Regions from separate parts of the Homo sapiens genome. Here region 2 is linked to region 1. The links are chromatin contacts, found by Hi-C or POLR2A ChIA-PET in ENCODE. All regions are on one chromosome and are shown on one strand. Each heading gives the region's core, a stretch centred on a gene start or an enhancer-like site at or near the end of the contact. The rest is flanking DNA. Distances are from core to core; before and after follow the strand shown. Region 1 overlaps LOC105378146 (a long non-coding RNA gene). Region 2 has its middle 33 kb from the start of LINC00242.

Evidence for each region. Hi-C counts contacts between places; a loop is a spot of excess contacts on that map. ChIA-PET counts read pairs that join two places held with the same protein, here RNA polymerase II (POLR2A). Pooled maps may share reads with other maps.
Region 2: a pooled map shows a loop between it and region 1 (1.9-fold over the local background). The contact joins two enhancer-like sites. A Hi-C loop is called at or near these places in 2 of 168 maps with a recorded cell type or tissue (MCF 10A and mammary epithelial cell), 1 of 37 single-sample maps with no recorded cell type and 9 of 50 pooled maps. POLR2A ChIA-PET finds 5 or more read pairs at or near these places in 1 of 52 experiments (WTC11).

The regions. Positions count from the first base shown.
Region 1 is chr6:168,947,310-168,952,908 of GRCh38, forward strand. All of the region lies in intron 3 of LOC105378146 (a long non-coding RNA gene), which reads right to left. Among named protein-coding and RNA genes, the nearest start is that of LINC01615, 210 kb to the right of the region's middle. RefSeq lists an enhancer at 3,162-3,666. Within about 2 kb of position 3,398, at least 3 of the 41 ENCODE cell types and tissues checked have a DNase peak (open chromatin) inside an H3K27ac peak, as active enhancers do.
Region 2 is chr6:169,828,825-169,834,423 of GRCh38, forward strand. No RefSeq gene overlaps it. Among named protein-coding and RNA genes, the nearest start is that of LINC00242, 33 kb to the left of the region's middle. Within about 2 kb of position 3,292, at least 3 of the 41 ENCODE cell types and tissues checked have a DNase peak (open chromatin) inside an H3K27ac peak, as active enhancers do.

The DNA.
Region 1 (5,599 bases), core at 2,148-4,647:
AAGATAAAAAGATAACAGCCTGAGAAAATGTTTGTAATAATGATGTTTATCACTTGCACATCTACCTGGGCTTGGTTCTGCCATTGGTTGAGGGTCTGGAAATGACGCCTCTGGGTCTCCTTCTTGTATGGGTAGGGGTATATCAGATGCCCTGCCACTGTGCTCATGTTTTCCTCTTTTTTAGTCCTTAGGTACCAAACCATTTTCACCTTTATCCAGCCACCATTCAGAGTTCTCCTTTGGTTGTTTCTTGCAGTATTTTCAGAGTTTCTAGTCATAGTTATTGGTGTGAGCAGGAAGAAACAGGTCTATATCAGCTTGAACAGGTCAGAAATTCTGCTAAAGCTATAGTCTCACAGAATGTCAGGGTTTATTTTAGCAAAACAAAAAATAGTGTATAAATCCTAATTGAGTGTACTGAAGGGAAAGAAGAAGAATTAAGAATAAAAATAATATCAAAGATTTATGTAGAGCTGACGTTGTGCTGGGCATACACACTTACACATATGCATATGTGCTCTGTGACTGTAGGAATCTAGGTTCTGTCTTGCTGAGTATTCCTAAATTAATATATTGAGACTTAACCTCTTTCTTGAACTTCAGGCTTGTATCAGCTTGCTTCATTAAAGTCTCTATTTTGCTACGTGAACACCTCAAACTCAACATGTCCAAACCACTTTCCATCTTCCCTGCACGCTAGTTCCTCCTGCAGATCCCTCACATTTGTTAGTGATGACTTCTCCCTTCCAGCCACTCCAGTCAGAGATCCTGGAGTCGCCTTTTGATGCCTCTCCTTATCTCATTACTCAGATCCAATCATTGGCAAGTCCAGTTGGTGCTACCGTCAGAGCATATCAAGAATCTAACCTCTCCTTTGCATTATTCCAGCTAGCCATCTTCTTAGGCTGTTGTCCCTCTCATTTGATGATGGTAGCAGCCTCCTAATATGATCCTGCTTCACCGGTTTCTCTCTTCTGCCCTTTTCAACACATCAGCCAGAAGGACCTTGTTAAGTCTGAGTCGGATGCAGTCCCTCTCCTGACTGTGTCTCCTACGGCTTCCCACTCCATCAGGGTGAAATCTCTTGCAGGGTTTTCAAGATCTCGTGTAATACATCCCACAACCTCTCCTTCTCTATCTAATGCTGGCCGTGTCCTGTCCGCCAGTCTCAGAGAGCTCTCCGTTCTTCCCCACTGCTACGTGCCAGGAGGCTGAACCTCATGACCTTTAGGTGCAGGCTCCTTGCTTTCCGTTTTCAGCTGGCTTTAGAACTGGAAACACCAGGAGGAAGTCAGGATGTGGGAGAAGGGTGAAGCTGGGGAAGTCTCTCTTTCTCCCTTCTCCTCGGCCAGGTGTTGGCAAGGGTTGCTCTTCTTTGTGTCCACAGATCCTGTCCAGTGGGCTCCCTACAGCCCAGGCAGGCTCTTGCGGGGCTCCATGGTTATACCTCGCCTTGCTTCAGGCCAAGGGTTTGGAATGGTTTGCTTAACTGATCACACCTCCATACTTCTCTTTTGAATGTGCCATCTGCTTCCTGCTAGGGCACTTATTTTCTTGCTATGCACCTGCCTGTTGTTGTTTTCGTGGCCTGGCCAGGTGGTCCTCCTTCCTATCACTTTAACAACAAGCATGAATTTGAAGTTGCCATCATTTCTACCTAGAATGTGCTTCCAGATATCCATGTGCATCACTCTCCAGGCTTCCTAAACAGAAGGATCGAGTGTTGTGGGTAGTGACTAACTGGGGGCAGTGGTGCATACAGTAAAGGGATTTACAAAGGCAGTTTACCTTTACCTACAAGGTAAAGGAAGGTGGATTTGTTAAAGAAAGTATGAAAATATGTTGCAAGGATGCAATGGGTAGATCAGCAAGAAAGGAGCTGAGTTCCAGGAGACAAAAGCTTGCTGGGTATTTTACAGGATGGTGCTTGTGCTGGAGAGGAATACGTGCAGTACTGGTAACACTAAGATTGCAGTGAGCGAACCTGCATTTTTCTGTCAGCTGAGGTGTCTGCTGGTAAGTCAGGCATAGGGAGATTGTGTGTTAGATGGGCTATTTGCGCAGGAGGGCTGTGTGTCCTGGACCATGAAGAAAGGCAGATTTGTAGTTTATCTGCTTTGTCTTTTTGCTTTCCCTGCTCCCCCTAGCCTGGCTCCTTTTCCTAATCAGGACCCCACACCAGATCACACCCTCACTCCCAAGTCTGGTCATTTTCTTTAAAGTTAGAATATATCCACTTCCCACCGCAATGCTCTGGGTTCCCTTTATCCTGGCTTACGTCACATAGAAAAGCGTAATTTATAACTTAACAAAAGTGAGTAGCTAACGAAGAAAGCAGATCATACATGACACCATAAACTGTAAACAATAAAAGCTGAATTGGTAAAGATCTTCTAACTGGAAAGCCCCATACCGAGATGGTGTTAAATGCATCGTTTCTATAAATGCTCATGGTATTTTTATAAGGTGGACACTATTATTTCATCTTAGAAATCAGCAAAGAGAGGCTTTGAGAAAGGAACTAAATTGCCCAAGATCAAACAGCCAGTAATGTCAGGGCAGGGATTAGAAAACTTTAACAATTATAAAATTTCATGAAACATGAAAATAAGGAATACATCCCTTCAAAGCAGCTATGAGATGTATGTATTAGAGCAAAGGAGCAGTGAAAGTTACTGCATATTTCTTGGCACTTAGTCCATGGATTGCTTTCAGTGTTATGATTCCTCTGAGTCACAGAACCTGACAATTGTGAGCACTGTTACTGCCCTAATTCCTGCAGCCTCAGCTGTGAAACTTTCAGTATTTTTCTTTTGTTTGTTGAGCCAGTTATTAAAAAAATGAACTACAACAGCTAATTCTTTCTGTTTATCTAAATGCTTGTCAAAATGCCTAAGCAGTGATTTGCCAGGTTTGGGAGTTATACGTGCTTATACATTTCAAATAAACTGTGGCAGCGGCCTTAGCTTTTGTGGCTCCAGCAGGCGTAAGTGAGTGTGTGTGCTTTCTCTCTCCGCATCTGCTGCTTGACATCTTTAATTTATTATTCCTGTTATATAACTTTGTTTTGGCGCTTGAACTTCCATTCCCATGACTTTATGTTGAAAAACAGTTTTAAATCTAGGATTTGCATTTCACCACAGTGATAGAGCCTGGTTATTTATTGTTATTTGCAATATGGCATATAATATGGCAATAATCTATGTCTAGTCAACAGTCAGGAATAACAAAAGATTCATGGCATATTAAAACAAGATTGATGTCCCTCTGCCGAGGGAGGTTATTGCTGGCCTAAGCACAAATGGCCAGAGTGAGTTGCACAGGCTGTGCAGCCCTGGAGGCCGTGGCTCTGGCCTCTCAGCCTTGCTCACACCCAGACCCCTGCACCCTTCTGTGAAGAACCCCTGTGATTTCAATCCTGCAGTGTGAAGTTGCCACGACGGAGCCAGCATCTCTATCCAAGTCTCCTGGGTGATAGAACGCATATGTAGGCCAAACTCTGCAGCACTGATGCAGCTGGTGATGACTAAACATGGCAGATTTACCTAGTCAGTGACTTTATGCAGGAAGAAACCGAATGCATGTGCGCATCTTGAGATGCGTGGGCCTTCTGTCCTGTGTGCAGCTGCGTGTGCTCCCCCACTGGCCCGGCCTGCGCGCTTTTCTGCCCCGGCACTCGCCAGCTGCCCAGTCCAGCTCAAGCCGGGATTTTCCACGGCTGCCTCTGAACGGTCTCCAAGCCGCAGCTTCCTCTCCTCCTTCTGAGCTCCAAGTACCATTGCTATAAGGGGACAGGAGCAGGGTGGGAGATTGTCCTGAGTCTTGACTCTGACTGTGCTGTGTGCAGGGTTATCACCTTTCCACATCCCACTTTCTTCGTCTTTACAGTGGGGAGAGCAACTTTTACCTTTCCCATCCCGAAGCAGGGCTGTGGTGGTAGGAAGATCAAAGAAATTGCTTTAGCTTTTAAAAATAGACAAGAAGCCAACAGTTCTTGGGTGGACGTGTCAGACCTGTTCCCGACAGGACAGATGGCAGCACAGCCAGACCCGCTCAGTGTCCCAAGAGCAGCCCCGGCAAAGCAAGGCGGGAGCCGCCCCTCACCAGCCCAGCTGTGCTCACACACCCCCTCTGCAATGTCGGATGGTTCACAACAGGATTTATCGTTTTCTTTAAAGTCGCCTTGTGGAAACTCTTGTATCCCTTACTCTCTTGTGCTGTTATTGAAGGTTTAATGGGTTCGTTTTGACTCCTCAGATAGACTGTGCTTGATATTTCTTGCAAGCTCAACACGATGGCTGGAACATGTAAGTGTGTGAGTTAAAAACAGTTTGGGCTGCTTTTTAATTAGAACTATTAAAAAAGAATTTTGGTTGCTTTTTAATTGGAGCAATGAAAAATCAAACGATCACCTGCTCAAATCAGAAAATTCTTAGTTTTCCAACTTAGTTTATAATTTCCTTCCTTATATCTTTGGGTTTAATTTGCAGTTCTTTTCCTAGTTTCGGGGGGCAGAAGCTCTGAGCCTTTACTCCAAAACTCTTCCTATTAAATATATGCAACTGAAGCTATACAATTTTCTCTAAGCACTGCTCTAGCTTCGTCCCTCATGTTTTGATACGACACTTTTTATTATTTTTCAATTCAAAACATTTTCAACATCCATCGTGCTCCTATGCGTAACAGCGTGGAAGTGTTTTGTGTGATTATTTCAGTCATCTTTCTGTTGTGTTACAGTGTGATTGTGTTGTGCAGGAAAACATAATTTGTGTGATTTTACTTATCTTTTTATTTTTAATTTGTTGAGATGTGTTTTATGGTCCAGTCTGTTTTGGTAAATGTTCCTTGTTCCCTTGATAAAGAGTTTACACTGCAGTTGTTGGGTGCAGTGTTCTGTATACACCAGTTAGGAACATTTAGTTGTGTCCCTAAAGGCTATTTTTATACTTTTTTTTTTTTTTGGTTTGTTTATTCTCTCAGCTTCTGAAACAGGTGTTAAAATCCTCAACTATGCTTTTGGATATTTCTCTTCTTCTGCTTAGTTAAGTCTTTTTTTTTTCTATACATGTGTAGCAATGTTATTAGGCACGTACACACAATTATGAGTTTTGTATCTTCCTGTTTTTATGAAATGTAGCTTTTATCTTTAGGAATATTTTTGCCTTAATTAAACTCAACTGTCTCGTAGTGCTATAGCTACCTCAGCTGCCTCTTAAACACAATGTGTCCATGACTCCCACTCTATAGACATTTATCTTCAGCCTGCCTGTATGATTTTATCTAAAATGTGCCTCCTGCAAATTTCATATTGTTGGGTTCTCGGTTTTTCATACAGACCATCTTTGTCTTCTGATTAGATTGTTCAGTTTTATACATTTAATTACTAAAATAATTGTGTTTAAGTAAGTCTACCATCCTACTATTCTATTTCTCTTGTCTGTTTTTATTTCTTTGTTCCATTTTTCTTAATTCCTTTCAGATAAATCAAGTATTTTCATGTGCTGATTTTTCTTTTTCATTATATTTTAGTACATTATTTTATTATTCTCTTAGCAGCTACCCTAAGCATCTTTGAGTAGCTAATGTTTAAAGTAGTAAT
Region 2 (5,599 bases), core at 2,042-4,541, 880 kb after region 1:
GCAACAGGAACGCACGTCAATGTTGTGCACAGGGAGGGTGCTCACCCTGATGGGGGCGACACAGGGAGGGTGCTCACCCTGATGGGGGCGACACAGGGAGGGTGCTCACCCTGGTGGGGGCGACACAGGGAGGGTGCTCACCCTGGTGGGGGCGACACAGGGAGGGTGCTCACCCTGGTGGGGGCGACACAGGGAGGGTGCTCACCCTGGTGGGGGCGACACAGGGAGGGTGCTCACCCTGGTGGGGGCGACACAGGGAGGGTGCTCACCCTGGTGGGGGCGACACAGGGAGGGTGCTCACCCTGGTGGGGGCGACACAGGGAGGGTGCTCACCCTGGTGGGGGCGACACAGGGAGGGTGCTCACCCTGGTGGGGGCGACACAGGGAGGGTGCTCACCCTGGTGGGGGCGACACAGGGAGGGTGCTCACCCTGGTGGGGGCGACACAGGGAGGGTGCTCACCCTGGTGGGGGCGACACAGGGAGGGTGCTCACCCTGGTGGGGGCGACACAGGGAGGGTGCTCACCCTGATGGGGGTGAGGGTGGGGCTTAGGGGAAGGCACCTCTGAGCTGTCTTTGGGTTGAAATTGAAATTAAAGGAGGGAGGAAATGGGGGAATAAAAAGTGCAAAGGCCCTGGGGCCACCTGAGCGCCCCTTGGAGAATTGTGGCCAGGCCCTAGCCAAGGAGCCCTGAGCCCAGGTGAGGTCTCAGACTTCAGGGTGGCAAGGAGACCTGGGGGCTACCCCTGCAGACCACACATGCCTGGAAAAGCTTTTGGAGTTTATTTCTGGGGCAAAGTGAAGCCAGTGAAGGGCCCGGGTAGAGGAACAAACCCCTGACTGTGTTTTAAAGGCTCACAGCCAAAGACCACAGGGACAGACCAGCCTGGTGGTCCAGGCAGGGCCGAGGTGGCTTGGGCTGGAACAGCTGCGTGGGGGAAAGGATGGCACAGAGGGTACTTGGAGGTGGGGGATGAGGAGAACCAAGGGACAGAGGATGACTCCGTGTTCGGGCCTGAAACATTGGGTAGACTGACAGTGAGGCCATTTGCTTGGCAAAACAAGGGGGCAGTGGGGTACGGACAGGAGGGCGTTGGCTGCTTTCAGCTGAGTGTCTTGTCATGTCCCATGCAGGTGCAGGAAGCACAGGGGAGGGGCCAGGGCCAAGCAAGGGCTGGTGAGTGAGCCTCAGCTGCAGGGCTGGACAGAGTCATCTGGGGGAGAGGTGGGGCAGGAGGATGCCTGGAAGCCAAGAGGAGACACTGTTCCAGAGGTGAATGCTCCATCACCACTGAGGCCAGCAGAGAAGTGAGCATGGGGGTCCTGGCCTGCTGGCTTGGACTTCCTAACTGTGGGGTACTGCCCACAGGGCCAGAGGGAAACACTTAGGGGCCCTAACCACACACAAGACCTTACAATTCTCTCCCACATGTAACTCAAATATGTATATCTGTATTTTGCAACAAGACAAATTTTAAACTATGGTTTAAAAAAAATCCCCCTGAATTTGCTGATTGCAAACTTCTTGGCAAATCTGTCCAGGCTGAACTTTTCTCCATCTTCCTCTGCTGCTGCTGTTTTGCCTGCTTTTCAAGTGCTTAGGACACTTACTTGGCCATTAGTCAGATTAGACTGGCTGCTTCTAAATTAGTCCCTTGGCCAGGATCACCTCTCTCTATAATAGAGAAATTGTTTCAGGTGCCTTCGATGGCATCCTCAGCCCAGAGCATTAAGTCCTGGTGGCATCACAGGCCTTGGCCACCCACCTAGGTCACAGCTCCCTTGACTGATCCTTCTCCACCCCCTAGGCACCTGGACTCAGGCCCCCAGAGGGCCACTCACCATCACCTGGCTATGCCTGGCATTTTCCACATCCCTGCTCCAGTGTCTGGGTGTCTGGGCAGACTTCCTGGTTCACAGATGGAGCCTTCTGGCTGTGCCCCCACGGGGCGGAAGGAACAAGGCAGCTCCCTGGGGCCTCTTTTGTAGGGGCACTAATCCCACCATGAGGCTCCACCCTCCGAACCTCATCACCTCCCAAAGGCCCCACCTCCTAACACTGTCACCTTGTGGGTGAGGTTTCAGCCTAGGAATTTGGGACGCTTGCGCATTCTGCCTGGAGCATTAACCACGTATCTTCCCTGTGTTTGCCAAGGATGTGTCCGGAGACTTTAGTCAGTCCTAAAATTCTCCCTCCCGCTAGTGAGTGACCTGAGCAGTGCATCCTGCAGCAGCCCAGCCCTCAGGTGTTCATCCTCCAGCAGCGCAGCCCTGCCCACCCTCGGGAGGAGGAGGGGCCCGGCGCTGACACCTGCGGCCTTCTCAGTGCCACAGCCGGGCTCTGCATCCCTGCAATGCTCCACAGCTGCAAGGCTGCTCACTCACTTTGCACAGTGGCTCCCAAACCCCATTTGCAATTTTCCCTCCGAGACCCTCACAGCAGCTGGGGCCTCCTCTTCAGGCCATGTGTCCCTTCTTCAAGAGTCAAAATGAGAACAAGTCCGTCTCTTCCTTTTCTTCCTCCAAGCTTGGGGAGGCAGCAGCTTCCTCTCTGGCCCCCAGTTAAGGACCTTCTACCTACGGATTCCCTACATCAAGTCCCTCATGGGAATTATCTGTTCTGGTAGCTTCCGTGGCTTCTTTCTCTTCCCAGACCCTGACAGATGACCACGCGTGGCTTGCTGAAGCCATAGCTGTATGAGGACACTGGCAGAAACGGCTGCTGTTCTTCTTGCTTCCCAAAGGGCAGAGATACCTCGAGTCACAGAAGGATGAGGAAGCGTCTTCTCACACCCCTGACTTCATCTGCTGGGAGCTGGTGGCTGAGGGCGGCTGGTTTGCTCTAACCCTTCAACACCGATGAGTGGAAAGGGCCAAGGAAGCAACCCCCGCAAACTGCCTGGTTGCCAAGAGGTCTCCCAGGTAGGGGACAGACTCGGGTCCTGCCGGCAGCTGCGCAGGGAGGGTCTCCATGACGCAATATCTCCACACCACGGCAGGGGGCGCTGTTCACGTGCGCGAGAACGCTCCTTAGTGACCAGAGCCTTTGCTCCAGGGACAGGAGCTGCCTCAGAGCACAATTTGCTGCTTTGAAAAGGGATTTAGAACAGGAATTCCCTCAGACTTGGTAACAGTAGATGCCGTGTGAGCGGAAGAGCATCTTCAGGGAAAACGTGTGAGAAATGGGGGAGAGGAAACCTGACTCCAAATAAACCAAGAACACGGCAGAAATTAAGGAGCTCGCAAAAGCTGTGAGAGGGCAGCGAGTTGCCAGTTCATATAAATGAAGAGATCAGCAGAGTCCACCGCCGACTGGTTGCGAAGAAGTCTAAAAACAGACCCAAGGATTCGGAAATTCGGGGCCGTCGTAGAGCCACTCATTTCAGTAGAACAGTAAGTGCAGAAACCAGATTTATACACACAGGTATATACATGGATACACACATCTATACACACACTAGTTTTCTATTTGTGTTTTAAAATTTAACTTTTTATTTTGATGTTTAAAGAGTACATACAAATGTAGAAAGGACTGTGTAATGAACTCCCATGTACCAAGTACCACCTGATTAATAATTAAGTGGCTTATGACTAATAATTATTGACTCACGACTCAACTTGTTTAATCAGTTTCTGCCTGTCCCCACTCTCTATCTCTCTTTCTCTTTGGATTGGAGTATTTTCTGGCCATCCCAAAAGATATAATTTTATGTAACTACTGTGTCTCTAATGGATAAGGGCTTTTTAAGAGCAGCAGAGGGAGAGAATTGGGACAGAACCCAGAGCCACAGGGAGAGCTGTGTCCTTGAGCAGCACAGATCCGAGGCAGCGCCTCTGGTTGCCCAGCTAGTTTAGAAGCATGATCAAACATGTGACATGAGAAGCAATATTTACCCTTCTAAAATGTGGCTTCAAGGATAGATTGGTTTAAGCCAAGCCTCCTTTACTTTTCCAAATAAGAACAGACACACACTGATAGGAAATGAAACAGGAAATGGCCCCCCTGGCTAATGTGTGGGTAGGGTGAGATGATTCCTTTAACTTGCTCAGCATGAGTGCCTTCTCAGGATGTGACAGGAGTTCATGTCGGGATTTAAGAACATGGACTTCTTGGATCTGTTGGTTGTATGTTCTTGGGAAAGTTACTTATGCCTCAATTTCACCTGCAAATTGGGGTTAATAATGTTTAAGGTCACAAGGTTGTTCCAAGGATAACACGAGAGGGTGCATGTAAAGAGGTGGGTGTAGCACCTGCCGTGTAAGAACTGCTCAGCCTACATTAGCTGTAATGACGATTGGTGAAGACACCCGCTTGTTAACTGTTGTGTTCTGTGAGCCCCCCAGAAGCACCTTGTCCGTAATTATCACACAGAAGGCCTTTTCCTCCACTTTCACCGTACACAGAAATAATATGTAAGGCCCAGACTTAAAATGTAGGCTGTCATTTTTTTCCTACTCGAAAATAATAGAGAGAAACATTTCTTTTTTTCTTTTTATTTCTAGTGCACCTATATATGTGTAAGAATGGTTTATTACTCTCGATCTTCTAAGTTAATTTTGGGGGAAAATAGTAACTCCTTCAAGACTCTAGAGTTTCCTTTAGCCAATTAGACATTGTGATGACTCATCTGAGAGAGTATGAGTAGGCTGCTTATGAAATTTATTCTGCCACCCAAAGATGATAAACTTAAAGAAGTCCCTCACCCAGACACAGCATAATAAAACAGCTGAAAACCAAACACGAAGAAATCTTAAAGTCAGCCAGAGGAATCAGCACGTGACGCACAGGGAGCAAAAATCCAAAGGAGCGTGGATTCACCTTCAGGAGGAGCCCTGGAGTCCTCAAAGTGGCACAGCAGGCCCAGAGCATGGAGGAAAAGAGCTACGCACCTTGAACCTTATATCCAGCAAAAGTGTCTTTCAGCAATGAATGTGAAATACAGACAGTCTCAGATGAAGACAAACTAAGAATTTATTTCCAATTTACCTGTGATAAAAGAAGCGCCACAGAAACTTCAAGCAGAGAGAAACAGTAAGGATAATCTGGAACTTCAGGAATGAAGGGAAAGTGACAGAAATGATAAATGTCTGGGTGAATAAAATAGGCCTTTTTCTCGGTGTGTATGAGGAATGAAGGCAGCATCCATAACACTGGTCTTTTCAGCTAACGCAGAGGTCCACACAGAGGGGAGGGCACGGGGCCAGCGGAGGGCATGGAGGCCGCTGTGGAAGTGGCTTCTGTAGTCCACATGAAACAGCAAAATGTTATCCTCAGTAGACTGTGAAAAGTTAATTGTGTAAATTGTAATTCGTACGTGAACCACACACCCACACAGCTGTGCAAAGAGATATAAACCAGACCCCAATAGACCCTTAACATGGAATATTAAAACTATTCTAAGAATCCAAATGGAGATATAAAAGGGGAAATTGATTAAAAAAATGTAAGACACAATCAGAAAACAAATCATGAAATGACATACTTAAATCCAAACACCCCAGTAACTAAATTAAATATAAGTAGCTTAAGCATATCAATCAAAAACCAGATGATCAGATTGGATATTTTAAAAAGACCAAACTGTGCTGTCTCCAGGAA